Linked DNA regions of Homo sapiens: region 1 is linked to region 2. Evidence: chromatin loops called from intact Hi-C (ENCODE). Cell type or tissue: heart right ventricle. All regions are shown on one strand. Each heading gives the region's core, and the rest is flanking DNA. Links, peaks and the distances in the headings are about the cores only.

Evidence for each region. A loop is a pair of places that touch in the nucleus more often than their neighbours do. Peaks named below come from ENCODE experiments on the same cell type or tissue, not always from the same donor. Only the 100,000 strongest peaks of a DNase experiment are listed, where the experiment ranks them.
Region 1: a loop joins it to region 2, with 3 times the contacts of the local background. A loop is called at or near these places in 8 of 110 quality-filtered maps.

The regions. Positions count from the first base shown.
Region 1 is chr21:17,041,112-17,049,100 of GRCh38, forward strand. No RefSeq gene overlaps it. Among named protein-coding and RNA genes, the nearest start is that of LINC01549, 390 kb to the right of the region's middle. In heart right ventricle, for the core only: a CTCF peak has its summit at 4,326 (motif pointing left); no DNase peak of the experiment used is centred there.
Region 2 is chr21:16,078,474-16,086,462 of GRCh38, forward strand. All of the region lies in intron 2 of MIR99AHG (mir-99a-let-7c cluster host gene), which reads left to right. Among named protein-coding and RNA genes, the nearest start is that of MIR99AHG, 12 kb to the left of the region's middle. In heart right ventricle, for the core only: a CTCF peak has its summit at 4,167 (motif pointing right); no DNase peak of the experiment used is centred there; H3K4me3 peaks cover 538 bases; H3K27ac peaks cover 789 bases.

The DNA of each region.
Region 1 (7,989 bases), core at 2,059-7,058, 960 kb after region 2:
AGAAATCTTCACTGAGTAGCAGTAGCTGTGGTCACTTGATGTAGAGGGGACAGAGCTTGCTAATCCCTTTAACACATTAACTGTTAATGCTATTATTACTCATGATGTTACTGTTCTTTGGAACCTGTTTGTACTGAAGCAATATCTTTACGTTACTTTTATTTTTTATTATTTGTCTTTAACTTTTATTTTAGGGTTTAGGGGTACATGTGCAGGTTTTTTATATAGGCAAATTGTATGTCACGGAGGTTTGGTGCACAGATTATTTCACTACCTAGCTAATAGACGTAGTGCCTGATAGGTAGTTTTTTGGTCCTCACCCCCCTCCTACACTTTACCCTGAAGTAGGCTCCGTTGTTTGTTGTTCCCTTCTCTGTGTCCATGTGTACTCAATGTTTAGCTCCCACTGATAAGTAAGAACATGCTTAAACTACTTACTTACTGCTGATTATATCATTACTCATGGTGCTATATCATCCATCATGCTGCCGATAAATATCCGCACTCATTGTCTCTCTCAAAAGTTCTACTATGCTTTGTTGATGATGACCATAAGTGCAAGTCTTACCCAGAGGATGCAAGAAACTAAATGGTAATTTGCTTTCTGGTCATGTTATATTTGCCATTTGGAATTCAATATTGCAGTCACATATCAACATATTTTCACCCGCTCACTTCTACATATTGCCAAAAGCAGAAAGGATAGACAAGTCTCTATGTGGGGTGATAAGAATGACCTCATTTTGTACAAAGAATATCTGTCCGTTGTCAACCATGTGTTAAGACCAACCCAGGAGAGTATGACATCAGTGAAGCATTAGTGTTAAGGAGAAAATAGTCTTAAAGTCCTCAGAGGACGTAGAAGGAGACAGGAGCTGAGGCCATTTCTGGAGGATTACCTGACATGCAGCATGGAGGCTCAGAAGGATTGGGGTAACCGCTGTGAATGTCAGTGGTCGGTCTGCACAGAGTAAATGATGCCTGCTTGTTACCTCTGTGTATGAGTGCGAGAGACTGGAGACCGCACTATTGTCGGAACAGATATGTTCGTGAGCCATTGTGTTAGCCCACACTGTTGCTTAAGCCTAAGGGGTGGTAATGAGCATGGGCGGCCCACAGCCTTAAAGTCTTCCTGCAGTCCACAATGTGCATGAGGGTCACTCAAATTCAGTGTGTAAACACTAACACAGCTGTCCAGTCTTATGCAACCATGCAAACAAATAGACCACCACCACCACCAACAAAAAACCCATCACTCTGGCCAGTGAGCATGATCTTCTTGCCAGTCTGGGCTCCTGGAACTAGGACCTGGAATGGGGATCAGGGACAACTCCATAGGAACAGAGCTCAGAGCTCCTTGTGACATCTGGTCAACCTCACCCACTGAGTAGAATATTGAAAAGTGTCCCCCCGGAAGAGAACTGGGGCTCAGTTCAGACTCAGATGCTTCACATAAAATGCACTGAATTCTCAGATATGGGAGAAGGGCTTAGAAAATGTGAAAATGACACACAAAGGCATAAAACTTTGTTAATCTCAGACCAGGGAAGGGGCCTGGTTTGCATGGACTTAAGAAAAGTAGTCTTGATAATAAAGCTCTAATGTTAAAGGGCTGATGAACGGACATAAACCTTGGTCAATGTTAATCTCTTTCAACAGTGCTTAAAATTTCTTTTTGATTAATTCATGACAATAACGGTATGTATTTGAGGTCAGGTTAATTAAGTCTTTAAGTTCTTCAGAACAGACTGATCTCTGTCCTCTCTACATCAGCATTGCTTTCTTTTCCTCATGGAGGAAGAAATGAGGTTATTCAAGAATGATGCATTTGACAATGAAGAACAGGAAGAGATGGATCCTAGACCTGAAGCTAAAGAGTTAGTGCCTCAACCCTGTAACAAAACTTCATGTGCACTGAAGGAACAATATTTTTAAAAAATAAGTACCCTTCCCTACTTCTATTTTAAATCATCATTAACAAATCACTATTCTTCATGTGGAACCATACATTTTTTAATAAATTTGTAATCAAATTGCCCTTAGTTCTCTCTTTCTCCACTATGAGGGCATGAAACTTATGGCCCTCCACAGAGAGGGCCATAAGACATAAGAAAGTTGTCAACCATTCCAAATCATTATCTAGACAGGTGCCTCCCAAAAATATTTACCTGGAGGACTTCAAACCCTAGTGGTGGACTTGATTATCAATTCCCTTCCAGTAAATCTCTCTCTCTCTCTCTCTCTCTCTCTCCTGTTCCCCACTCCTCAACCTCTCCTCTATTCCAACTGGTATCTCATAACTATCAGTGAAGCTGGAATGAGAGACTACATCTATGATCTCATCTGATGATTTTATGTCCTGATTTTGTCCTGATTTTTTTAAGAAACAATTATTGTTGACGTTTGGAATCTTACCACAGGGCAGGAGGATAGACATAGCTAGGGTTTACTGATGAAGAAGTTAAAGTCTTGTCTGTCTCATAAAGCTAACTGAATAACAAATGTATCGCTTAAATATCCAAACGGTGTAGCTGGCTTATTAAAATGGTGTGGGCTGAGAGACTAATTGTGACCTCTTTCCTCGTTATGTTTTTGCTTGAAAAAGTACTCAGCTTGCTTTCGGTTGTCCATATGTTGGTGAAGATGCCTGATTGTATGAAGCTAAAGTCTTCTAAACAACAAAAGTTGAGGGTGACTTAAAACTGTAATCATTTAGCTTTGGAAATAAACTTTGTGGAGAGGAAATTAATATTAACTTAAAATGCTGGAAAAAGCATAAAGAAATCAATCCATACCTACAAAGTGTATTTCTTGAAATCTTGCTTATGATATTTTCCTCTAAGATATATATCTATATAAAACTAATTTGAAAATAATAAATTCCCCACTATATTTTAACAAATATTTTTAGGTATTTTGTTTAAAATCCTTGACTGTTAGGCTGCATTGTCTGTTTTGCTTCTTTACAATAACTTGTGCTTGAGGAATACAGACCTGCTAAGGTTGATTGGGTGAAAGCCATTACATTTGGCAAAGTGCCTTGGATAAATCAACGAATTCCTGAAGGCCTGGCCTTTAGATTCAAACCTCTGTTAGCACGTAAGAAGGAAGCAACGTGTCATTTCTGAGTGACATGTTGTCCCAAGAAGACATAACATCCAGCTCCATTCTACCACCTAAAAATGGCTCTTGCGAGCTCTCTTATCTCCTGCCCCCCCTCAACCCGTATCTTCCTGTCCCCATTAAACTCTAATGCTTTATCTGGTATGAGTGAGAAACAAATGGTACTCAGCAGAAACCTAGATAACTGATAAGTCAAGGTCAGTGGTCCCAAAGAGAGCCCCTTTAGTTTTCTCCTTAAAAGAAAAAGACAGCTGAAAAAAGCAGATTTCACAAAATGGGAAATGGAAAACATATTGTATGCATTTAAAATGGGTGATTTGAATGCAAAGGAAATCCCTTTTGCCCTTAGTTCTCTCTTTCTCCACTATGAGGGCATGAAACTTTAGAAGGTACCGAGAGGGCCATAAGACATGAGAAAGTTTCCAACTATTCCAAATCATTATCCATATGTGGATTTTAAAAACCGTTATTCCTATGAGATTGTTTTTTAATTTCTAAGGCTCCATAGGGCATTCTTTGTCTTATATCCTGTATTCCTCCTTTGTTTGGATGTTATAAAGCAGTACTTAAACTCTATAGTTCATTCTGATGAATAGTTTTATTTACTCAGGAATATGATCTTCATCTCAAAAGAACTAGATGTAGCATTTGATACAAAGGTCACCACTGCTATATTGCTTACAAATTACGAATTTAATAGCACTTCTGTCTTCCTCTTTACCCCTACCATCCATATAGGACTAGTGTGAAAGAAAGACCTGTTCTTCTGGCAGGTTGAATATAAAACACTGGAGTTTTTGTTTAAATGAAAATCGTTTCATTTTTCATTTCTGAAATCAAACCAATGGCCTCTCAGTGGTTCAATTAATGCATATGAAAACTTGATGGAAGCTGTAACTTACTACTGCTGTTACGTTATTCTTTAGGAAATATGATATTTTAAAATACATTTTCAATTTACCACATTCTATGCTAAAATATTTTAAACTAAAATTTTCTATCTATCAAAGATTATAGCCAATCATCAAGTAATTAAGAGAATCTGTAATATAAGTCAACAAGTCAAGAAGATCAAAAAGAAGAAAAACTGTGATCCCTGCTCTGTCCTATGTAGTTGTGGGTTCAGTGAGAGGTATGCTTTCAAAAAACAATCATTAATAAATTATGAAGAAATCACCATTTAGACTGCCCTCTAGTGTTTGTAAATTCAAACCCAGATTGGATGTGAAGCAGTGAAGAGACCAGAGAACACATAACCCATGTCACTGAGTATCCACTGCTGGCTCCAGCCAATATTTTCCAAGTAGGACTGTGGTCCTTGATTTGCCAATTCTTCTGGATTCTCCAAAATGTCAGTTCAGGTTTTGTATTGAAATCTATCCATTTATCAATGTTGGCCCCTAACTCCATTTTTAAATATAACGTTCTGTGAACCAAACTAAAAACATCTGCAGGCCAGATGTGGCCAAAAAGCTATCAGTTTGCAAGCCCTATTCTAGATTAGTGACTTCTAACCTTGTTTACTATCAGCAACTTTCAATTATTCATGGCTTCTGCATTTAACATTCATCCCTATATATCTCCCTCTCCCTTCTACTTATTTGCTGGGGTGTGATGGGCTCTTCAATACAATGTTTCCCAAAAAAACGCCACTTAGTCTGTGGAAATATACTTCTCTAAGCACATAATCACGATTCAAAGTTATAATAAACCCTATGACATATCTGTAGGATACAATTTGGTGAGGATGAGAACAGTCAAATAGATACACAATTGAAAGAACTGTAAGTAAAATATTAATAGTGAATTCCTCTGAGTAGTGAGAGGATGAGTACATTTAAAAAGATAAATATCTGTGTTTTGGCAATAAATTAATATTATATATATATTCATTGCAAGAGTTTTCAATTACTTAGCCTTTTTGGCTATGATCAAGTGAAAGAGTTTTCAGAGTACGTTTCTCTGGGTGGTGAAGGAGAGGGATGTATGGGGAAGAAAGTATTAGAAGAAAATTTATTTTTTCTGAAAGAAATTGACAAGATTGATGATGTTCATGCCTTTTCAAACATGAATATGTATCTTGCCATTTAAAAAAATTATAAATGTTGTAAGCATAAAAACTAATGTCCATCAACAAATAAATACAATTTAATTATTTTTCTTTTTATGCTTACAATCCACTTTGACAAGTTGGAAAAAAAATGTGTTTTGTCTCAGAAAACCCAGAAGAGAATGTCCACAGAGTGAACAGACCTATCCCGTGGAAATTCACATTCACTAATTCAGATTGTGTTTACTCCTCCAAGCTTCACCACCTTCTTCCCAAAATTAAATGACCACATCTTTATAAAACAGTGTTAACTGTTATTTCACAGGCATTTAAAAACATTTGAATAAATTATGGCACACAGATGAATGCAGATGGTTAAGAATAAAAATTGTATTCATTTTCAAGTTGACTATTAAATTTCTTTTTAAATTTACCCTTTATTTTTCTTTCAAGAGAACCTCCTGCTACTTTTCTGTCTCACAGTCATATCTTTTCTATCTTTTCTTTTACTGTTTTGCCTTTTCTTTCCTCATTTTTCGTTATTTTTCCACTTATGGGTGGATTTTGACTACAAGTGACAAAATGCCTAAGAGTGATTTTAACAAACAGAATTAATTTTTCTTTTTCTTTTTTTTTTTTTGTTTTTTTGTTTTTTCTTGAGAAGAGTCTCCCTCTGTCGCCCAGGCTGGAGTGCAGTGGCGAGATCTCGGCTCACTGCAAGCTCCACCTCCTGGGTTCACGCCATTCTCCTGCCTCAGCCTCCCAAGTAGCTGGGACTACAGGCACCCGCCACCATACCCGGCTAATTTTTTGTATTTTTAGTAGAGACAGGGTTTCACCGTGTTAGCCAGGATGGTCTCCATCTCCTGACCTCATGATCCACCCACCTCAGCCTCCCAAAATGCTGGGATTACATTGTAAGCCACTGCACCCGGCCAAACAGAATTATTTTTTCTCAAAAAACGAGAAGTCAAAAGATTGGCATTTTCTAGCATTAGTTTGACTGTTCTGAGATGCCATCAGGACCTCATATCTTTCCATTCTCTCACTCCACCATTATAACAGTGCTGACTTTCATCTTCATGTTTGTTACTGCATGGTTGCAAGCTCCAGTTCATGCTACAACTTCAGATATTGCATCAATATTATAATGTAGAAGAAATGTGAAAAGCAGTACTAGACACTCTGTCCTTTCATCAAGAAAGATAAAGCTTTCCCAGAATCCCTAGGAAACATTCACTTTGATTTTATTGGTTACATATAACCATTCAAACCATTAGAACTATAAATGTCACATGGTCAAACCTAGCTGCAAAGGAAGCTGGAAAAGAGAATATACACCTGAAGATATTGTTGCATCATATAAAATCCAGGATTTGTTCACATAAGAAGAGGAAAGTATATATTGGATAAGCAACTAACAGTACTTGCCACAATGACCTACTCAAAGGGTAGCAAATATTGCCTATTTTTATATATTCACTAATTCAATTGGGCTAACAGAGGACCCAGTAAGACCCTTACATAACTATTTGAAAAATAAATTTAAATAATCTCTAATTAGTATAATGGGTGTTCTTAGTGCAGTGGGTACTTTTAAAGTGCTTTGTGGCTTTTGATGAAAATTGTCTTAGTATTTAAAACTTTTTCTTACCCAATTTTTTGTTCCCATCGAATTAGCAATGCTGTAAAGAAAGGCATCTTATTCCATTTTTTGTTGCTATAAAGGAATACTTGAGGCTGGGTAATTTATAAAGATGAAAAGTTTATTTGGCTCGCAATTCTGGATGGCTGGAAGGTTAAGTACTGGGCCACAGCATCTGGTGGGGGCCTCGAGCTGCTTCTAGTCATAATGGAAGGTGAAGGGTGTAAAGATCATGTGACAAGGGAGGAAAGAAGAGAAGGAAGGAGGTGCTGGTTCTTTCTATCAACCAATTCGCAAGAGAACTAATAGAGAAAGAACTCACTTAGCCCTGTGGGAACACATTAATCTATTCATAAGGGATCTGGCTGTATGATACAAACACCTCCCATTAGGCCCCACCTCCAAATTGTATCCCATTGGGGATCAAATTTCAAAAAGAGATTTGGAAGGAACAAACAAACCATATCTAAGCCATAGTAAAAGGAATGGCTTTTCAAAGGTAAAATTTACTAAGTGTATTAATATTTTACCAATTTCCAGCCAGGAGAGTATGAATGTTGCATTATTACATTGCTTTGAAACAAAGCATTAGTCTTAATTCAGAAGTTTAAATTCAGATGTTAACGTTGCATATTTAATAATGCACAACCAGTACTAAAATCCTCATTGAAATGACAAATAATTTTATTTCGAATCCCTTATAGAGGTTCACAATGTTTTAACAATGTAGTTTTGACTAAATAGAAGTAGTCAAAACCTGTCAGATTGGAAATAGTATTTATAAAACATAAACAACTCGTAGTAGGATCCCACATTGCCAAAAATAATAATAATGATGATTTCAAACAATCCTGATCTTCTGATTTGCAAGATTGGTAAATTCTTTCAGGAAAGAAATTGCTTAACTCAGAAGTTCCCACGGTTGCTTTTCTATTCTAAATCTTCTGGGATGTAGAGATGTCAAGATTGTGAAAGAGTTTAAATCACTTTTTTCTCCCACTTATGCCATACATCTTAACTTTTCTCTCTTCCTTCAGGTCTTCTCTGTGCTATGCAGATTGTTCCTTACCTCTCTCCCTTCATCCTTTCTTTTTCCTTGTCACCTTACCAATCTACCAATTGTTTCCCTTTTGAATTTCCTTGAAGATTGCTCCGGGTCTCTCTCAGAGAG
Region 2 (7,989 bases), core at 1,479-6,478:
ACCTAAAACCCTTTGTAAGTGCTCCAAGCCTCACTTTTCTTATTATGAAATGGGGATAGTAATGCCTAACTGGAAAGATAATTGTGTGGGCTAAATAAGAGGACCTGTGGAGTACTGTTAGGTTTTCTCTTCTGTAAGTTTTGCAAAGTCTGTTCAAGTGTGTGTTTCAATGTCAATGAGAGCAACAGGACTTCAAATAAAATGCAAGCTTCTGAGGAGGCAAACTCTAGTATGATGTATTCTATAGAATAGAGAATGACAAGATTCTTTAAAAATATTTCTCATTAAAACCCCCATTAGTTCAAATGATTTCAGGGGATTGTGAATGCAAGTTAATTAAATCAGAATTCTTTCTCATCTTATCCTGGGAATGACTGAAACTAAAAATGGTTTCATTTTAAAAAGAGGTTCATGAGCTCGCTCCCTCTCTCCACCTCCATCTCTATCTCTGTCTTTCCCTGCCTCTGAGAGAAACTGACGTATTTGGGTAGAGAAGAGCATCAGTAAGTGTTTCCAGTGATTGAGGCAGAGGGATGTTCAAAGGCATGAGTATTTTTAGATTAATAGTAACGATGCAACTAATTTTCAGGTGTCTCATTAAGGTGAAAAATAATATACTATAAATAGCATCATATTTGGACACCTATGTGCCAATTTTATGATGCTTTTACAATTTCATCTAATCTATTACAATTTGTTATTACTCCCTTCAAGTTTTATCCATGCTTTCATGGTACTAATAATGAAGATGACGATCAACTGAACTTTGCCATGATATTTTGTAGGTGTACCTGTTGTTTGAACTATGTATATAAATCATAAAGCAAAGAAATTACACATTCTGTTTGGGATATCTTATAGTAATATTGCCTTTTAATAATCCCCGTTTCTCCTTTTATTTAACAGCAATTACCCAACATCCTATTAAACATCAACAGAGATCGTCTTGCATGTCATTATAGTGCAATAAGATCTGTTTAGCTTTTCAGCTCTTACAAGATATTCATTTTGCAGTGGAGTTAAGCTTTTCTATTACCTTCCTAGGATGATGGTTTAGGAGTCTTTAAAAATTTTTATTAAACTCATTTTAGTTATTTTTTCCCTTTGTTAGTTAATTGATTTTTCTAGGACTGAGAAAGTGGGTTTTTAACATATCTCTTCTCTAGGGATAGGCTTCAGTATGGGGGCTGTTGGAGAGACCATATACCCCATTTCTCCGGGGATATGTCTAGTTTATGCCTATTGTACCAGGGTAATTATTGATGGTGCCCTCTTTCATTTTCAGTAGTGACCCATTTTTCATTAGAAATTATGTGGCCATTCTATAATATAAAGTTAATTTCTGAATGTTTTGGTAAAGATTATATTTTTGGATATGCAAATCTGTTGTCATCATGAAAGTATTTGTACTTTGCAGATTGTGTAACATGAGTTTAGGTTTTGCAAATGTGGTCACTACAGTAATAGATAATTTTGTTGATATGTGTTAGACATGCAATGAGTAATTGTTGATCTAAACTCACTCATTTGAGCATCAGATTTCATTAGTACTCTAGTCTAGACTAACAGCAGGAAGAAGTCCAGCATGTCAATTCATTTAACAAATATTGGTTGAGCACTATGTGCCAATCATTGCTATAAGCACTGAGGGACACAGCAGTAAAGCAAATAGACAAAGTCCGCTGTGCTCATAAAGCTTGTGTTCTGAGGTCCTTTATAGGGTAATAATATATATTTATTAAGTTATACCAATGACATTTTGCTCTCTTATACAAATTGCTTTGACAAAAGGAAGGTTTCATTTAAAATCCAGCCTGTTTTTATTCAGACTGCTCCATGATGTAGGCTAACTTTATACCATGAATTCCTACTGGGTACGTTTTTCTTTCTCTCACTCAGTAGCTTACCTGACATCTTAGGCCCTCCTGGAGTTGATGGTGCCAGCTGCCCATGATTTTTATGTTTTATTTAGTCAAGAAGCAGCTCAGAAATCCTAATAACTTGAGATCTTCTTATGTTCTAGCTAACACACAAAGGTACATGGAAAATGTACTACCTTATTTGTTTTTGGAAACTTTTCTTTTCTCCCTGAGAACAGGTTATTGTCATTTTTGCCTATATATATAAAATTCATGTTTTTAAATGTATCCTCGAGCTTTTCAAGTGATTTCTCTCCTGTGGAAGCACCTTCTCTTGTTATTTGGCTTTTTATAAAGCCCACGAATATTTTAAAATTTTAAATGACTTATGTGCATAAAAAAATAAGCAATTTATATATTAAGAATACATATTTAAGCAATTTATCTGTTAAGAGTACATATTTAAAATGAGAACAATTATATCATAAAACCAGAACTGTTTGGAGTTTGACATAGACTTGAGACAATTGTTTAATTCCTTTATTTTTTAAATGTGCCCAGAAAATGTGTAAAGAAATGGTATTCAACTTGCTCAGATTTACAGAGTAGTTTGTGATAGACTCAGAAAAAAAAGATTTTTTAAAATTTGAATTTTTAAAGTTTTGATTATAAAAATATTTTCTCTGCTCTAAATTTGAAAAATTTTAGAGTTATATGAAAGAAAATTGAAATATTTAGTTATTTTACTCTGTATAAATTACCATAGTTGCACAAATTCTAAAAATACATATGTCTTTTGAATAATATTGAAGTTTCACTATATAAATATTTATATCTTGTTTTTAAACATGAAGAGAGAAAATATTATGTGGTATGATATAAGGGATGCACATTTAGATGAAAAATAAAGGAAGAAAGAATTGATAAGACAGGCATTTAAAAACCTAGGTATTTTTGAATTACAACTTCACAAATTATATGAGGCTATATAGGATATATATAGAAGTGAATATGAATATGTCAATGTCATTTCATAAAAATGTTTTGTGGTACACTGAAGAGAGACATGTCAAAGTGACAATGCTGTCATAGATGTGGATGCCCTTTCTTGCTCCTGGGAAGTAGTATCTCTTCCCTCCACATATACTCTGGGTTATACCCTCTCTTAAATCCTCATGGAATTTTTCCATCGATGATCCTTCTCCTGTATCATCACCTTCCTCTCAACCAGTTCTTCCCTCCCAGAACTCAAAAATGACCAACTTTCACTCATCCTAAGTAAACAGATGAGGAAAACAATAATAGCCACCCCCCATAAACCTATTTCCTCTTGTATCTCTTACTTATCCATTCTGTTGCTGGACACGAAGTCAGGAGAGCTGAGAAAAGACTCTAACTCACTCGGGACAAGTAGTGTAACTTCTTTGCACTCCAGCAGAATTGATAGTTTTATATTTCATAAAATATAAAACGGTGTTAAAAAGCTATAGTTTTTTTTTTTCCAAAAGTACTTTGTCCACCTTGAACACCACATAAATGTAAAGGAGAAGAGAGGAAATATCCTCTACAAGCTACTTTTTAATTGTTATTTTTAGGGAGCTCTAAAGTAACTCTAAAGGTGTTTTTGACATAATATAATTACCATTTACAGCCATGATCTCATTTCCATTTATTTATTTTGAGATTCTGTTCCCACTCAGGGTTCTAATGGTGCAGGGGTGGTAGTAGGGTCAAGTTATTTTAAATAACGATCAAGGAAACAATCTATTTTTAAAGGAAATAAGCTCTTTGTGCTATTGAACAAAGATCGCTGCACTTGAAGTCTATTTGTTACTCCAAAATTATTTCAATGAGAGTAGGAATCAGATGATCTCATATCTATTGCTAGCTATGCCACTAGTCATTTGTGTGACATTGGAAAACTGGTGTTTATTGGTTTATCAGGATGGACAGGAGACCAGATCAGGACTTTCAACAACTTTTCTTAAAGTAGAATTCTTTCTTAAATAAAATCGACTCGGAATCTCAAAATATTTTTAGAAAGTGCAATGACCCTGTTTGGATTAGGGTTGGGAACCTCAGAGCTGTATTCTTTTACTCCTCATGCACTTTAGGTGGTGCCTAAGATGCCCTCATTACAGCCTCGTAACTCCATGAGAATAAAGCCACTAGAGTAGATAATTGTTGACATTGCTTAGAGTTTGAAAATTAGACTGTTTTTTTTTTGTTGTTGTTTTGTTTTGGTTTTGCTTCTTTTGGTCAGCCATTAATTAATATAAATTAAACTTCCACTAGATGGCAGTAGATCAAATCTTTGATCTTGACAATCTTCAGTCTAATATTTAAAAGCACATATTTGGACTTCTTACACAAATTTTAGAAGAATTTTATTGTCTTATATTTTAAACTTTAAAATTCTTTTTCAACCTCTGAATTTTCACTTGGTATTCTGTTTTCAAGACATTACGAACTATTGGTTAGTCCAGTCTTTATGATGTCTGGTAAAAAATATTACTTGCTCTGATTATAGAAATTTTTAAAAATTGCATAATGTTCAAGTGAACACATTTTCATGAGCATCTAAATTTATTATTCATACAGTCTTGATTTTACAGCTTCACTGGAAGGCTAATTTTTAACCCAAAATTTACAGTGACCTGGTCATTCATTTTGCTATCCCATAACGCCCACTCCCTTCCACAGCAATGCAATTCCAATGATAGTCTGCATTGTGTATACTCTTAACTTTGCAGAGAGGGGATGCTTTCAAATTATATTAGATGATGGGAATTTGTGATAAGGATAACTAGCGAAATGAGGTATCTCAGGAAGCTGCTTCATATCCCTAAGGTTAAAGGTATAGTAATTTCTTGGAGGTACAGAGCAACACCTTCCTTTGGGATTCAGCAGGTCCTCCTGGAACCCAACAGCTCTGGTACCCTCATGCCAACAATGAGCCTCCCAGAAGTTGCCTCTGCTCCTCTTTTTGGATACCACTTATTTATACTCCCCAGGAAAGAAGAACTGGTTGAGTCAGTTTGTTGTAGTTGTACACAGATCATCCCTTAAGTGCAGTCTCTTGCTAAGTAAGTCCCCTGAGTTGGTTAGACCCGACTGAGGACAGCTTATTCTTTAACTAGTGTATTAGTCTGTCTCATGCTGCTAAAAAGACATCCCTGAGACTGGGTAATTTATCAAGGAAAGAGGTTTAATAGACTCATAGTTCCACATGGCTGGGGAGGCCTCACAATCGTGGCAGAAGATGAAGGAAGCGCAAAGGGACGTCCTACATGGTGGCAGGCAAGGGAGCATGTGCAAGGGAACTCCTCTCTATAAAACCATCAGATCCCGTGAGACTTATTCGCTATCATGAGAATGGCACAGGAAAGACTCGCCCCCATGATACAATTACCTCCCATCGGGTCCCTCCCACAACACTCGGGAATTATGGAAGCCACAATTCAAGGTGAGATTTGGATGGGGACGCAGACAAACCATATCAAATAGCCAACATAAAAGGTCAAAGTTTATGCCTGTTTTCCAGGTGAAACTAGTGATAGCTCTAGCTCCCCATTTTACTCTCAAAGTGATCCCAATTCAAAAGCTCAATGATATGATCACCTGAACACACAGTTATCTTTACCTTGAGAACTAAGTCTGATCTTCAAGCCAGAGTCGTAGACACAAGACTTGTCTAATGAAAATAATTGTCTGTGGCAACTTTCTTAGGAAGGAGCTGTGGGACACAGGTATTTAGAGTTGTATGAACTGCCAATTATGTAGTCCTTAGAAGAAAAGAAAAGAGAAATTAAAGATGAAAGCTAACTTTAAACTCAAATTCCTACCTCACTGGTTCAATTTTATCCACTAGATACCATCTTTTTCTAATGCATTGTGGAAAAGAGTATTATTTTCATTGTTAAGGATAGTATAAAACTAGAAAAGAAATTAAGTGGCTTGCCTGTATCACATTGTAAATATCAGAGAGAATTCCAAAATTAGAACTTTAGAGATGGTTAGTCACAATCTATTAGGCATAAGTAGTAGACTGAGTCTTTTAATTATCACTCTGTATAATAATTCACATGCCACCAAATGTATTGGAAATAGTTATCTTTCCATCAAAACTATTACCCCCAATTTTTTAAGTAATCATATTTTTAGATTTTAAATACATTTTCTCCCACATTAGTCCTCTATCACTTTAATGAGTATAGTTAATATGGTGAATCGTAGATTCTAAAGCCCTTTCTCTTTTTTTTTGCCCTCAGAACAGATTTATAATGAAAAAAAAACTTAAGTGACTGAAATGTTCAACCTGAGGAAGAGAAGCCAGACTCACTGGTCCCATTCCTCAGAATGTAGTTTCTTTCAGAGAGGGCTGTGATGAAATTTTGGCCTATCTCAATGTACAACACCAGAAAGAGAGATGATATTATAATTTGAGACATTTTGTTTAGAACGATTTCATGCATTCTTCTAATCAGAATGGGCTATTGAAAACATTTGTGCTAAGCCTGTCCTCTGGAAATCATTTATTTCATTTGTGGTATTTCAAACATCATCGTGCTGAGTTGGAGGGCAGTGGCCATTATAGTCATACAAATAATACTGTATCACTTTGTTTAAAGTATAGAAAGACCCGCTTGTTGGTTGAAAACCTCCTATGTCTTTCTGAAAGATTAGCTTCTGTTCACCAAATTCCATGTTATTTTCCTTCTCCTGAATACAAAGAAAGAGTAGATTTCTTAGCCGCTAAACGGTTAGGTGGCAGCATGTGACTAATTCTGGCTCATGAAATTTGATCAGAAGGCATCAGAGTCACTTCACCGACTCTGGCCTGTGTCCTGAGATGGCCAAGCTCCAGCATGGAAACAGCCTGGATTTCTAAGACTCTGCTTGGAAAGGAGCCGCACCAAAGTGAAGGATGAAGTGAAATACACTGAGTACTAAGTGAAGATGAAAGATTTTTATGACATAAGTTACTGAAATTTCAAGATTCATTTGTTACCATTGTATAGCCTGGATTTTCCTGACTACCATAGGAAATATATGAAGTTTAGCTTTATAATTTAATTTTATTTTTCTGACTTAGCTTAGTCTTTGCCGTAGCTGAGATTCTTTCAAGCAAGTAGTGAGTGAGATGGATCATTACTTAAGTGTTCATTACTTAAATGTTCATTCCAATATTACACCGAATTGGATGATATCTTGTATCATATGTTTATGTGGCCAGACTGATCAGTGACAGTTTGGAAGACATGTATCTGGTGCAGCTAAATTTTGTGAGCCAGAATTAGTCACATTTCATGAGCCAGAATTAGTCACATGGTGCCACCTAACTGTTTAGGGGCTAAGAAATCTACTCTTTCCTTGTACGCCGGAGAAAGAAAATAACGTGAGATTTGGTGAACAGTACAAAAGACATGAATTGAGATTATCATCCAAATCATTTTTAACCTGCCTAAAATATGAGAAATCATTTAGAACATATAGAATCTGTAGGCAAATGTAAGCTGTAAATCCGTATAGTAAGAGAAGGAAAAAGGCAGTAATATTTTGTAGTTTGTGATTTTAAAAAATCAACGTATAATCTTAGAGTTCTCAGATTTTATTTGTAAAGTAATAGTGTTGTGGAACTAGCAAATAATCATTAAGTTTCTGTGATACATTAACTCTTTCAGCATAAGAACATGTGAATATTTGCCTTGTAGATACGGCGATGAGAGGTTCTGGTTTATTTGGGGGCAGTCTCAGTTTATATCTTTTGTTTCATTACAATTCTTAATAGTGTCGCTTTTCATTCAAATATTACACTGAATTAGATGATATCTTGTATCATGTGTCTATGAGGCTAGACTGATCAGTGACAGTTTGGAAAACACGTATCTGGTGCAGCTAAATTTCTTTTTTTTTCCTCAGTTCTGTGGAACATAATACGGCATGAAAATATCATTATATGAGGATGTTACCACATCCCCATGTAATGGGATCAGCCCACAAAATATTTTTGAATCCATAACTTAGTGAAAGCATTGTGATGAGTACATCTAAAATAAACATTTCTAGGTTTCTGTGGATGGACTCAGGAACCTAATCATCAGGTATATAAAACATTAAATCAAATGAA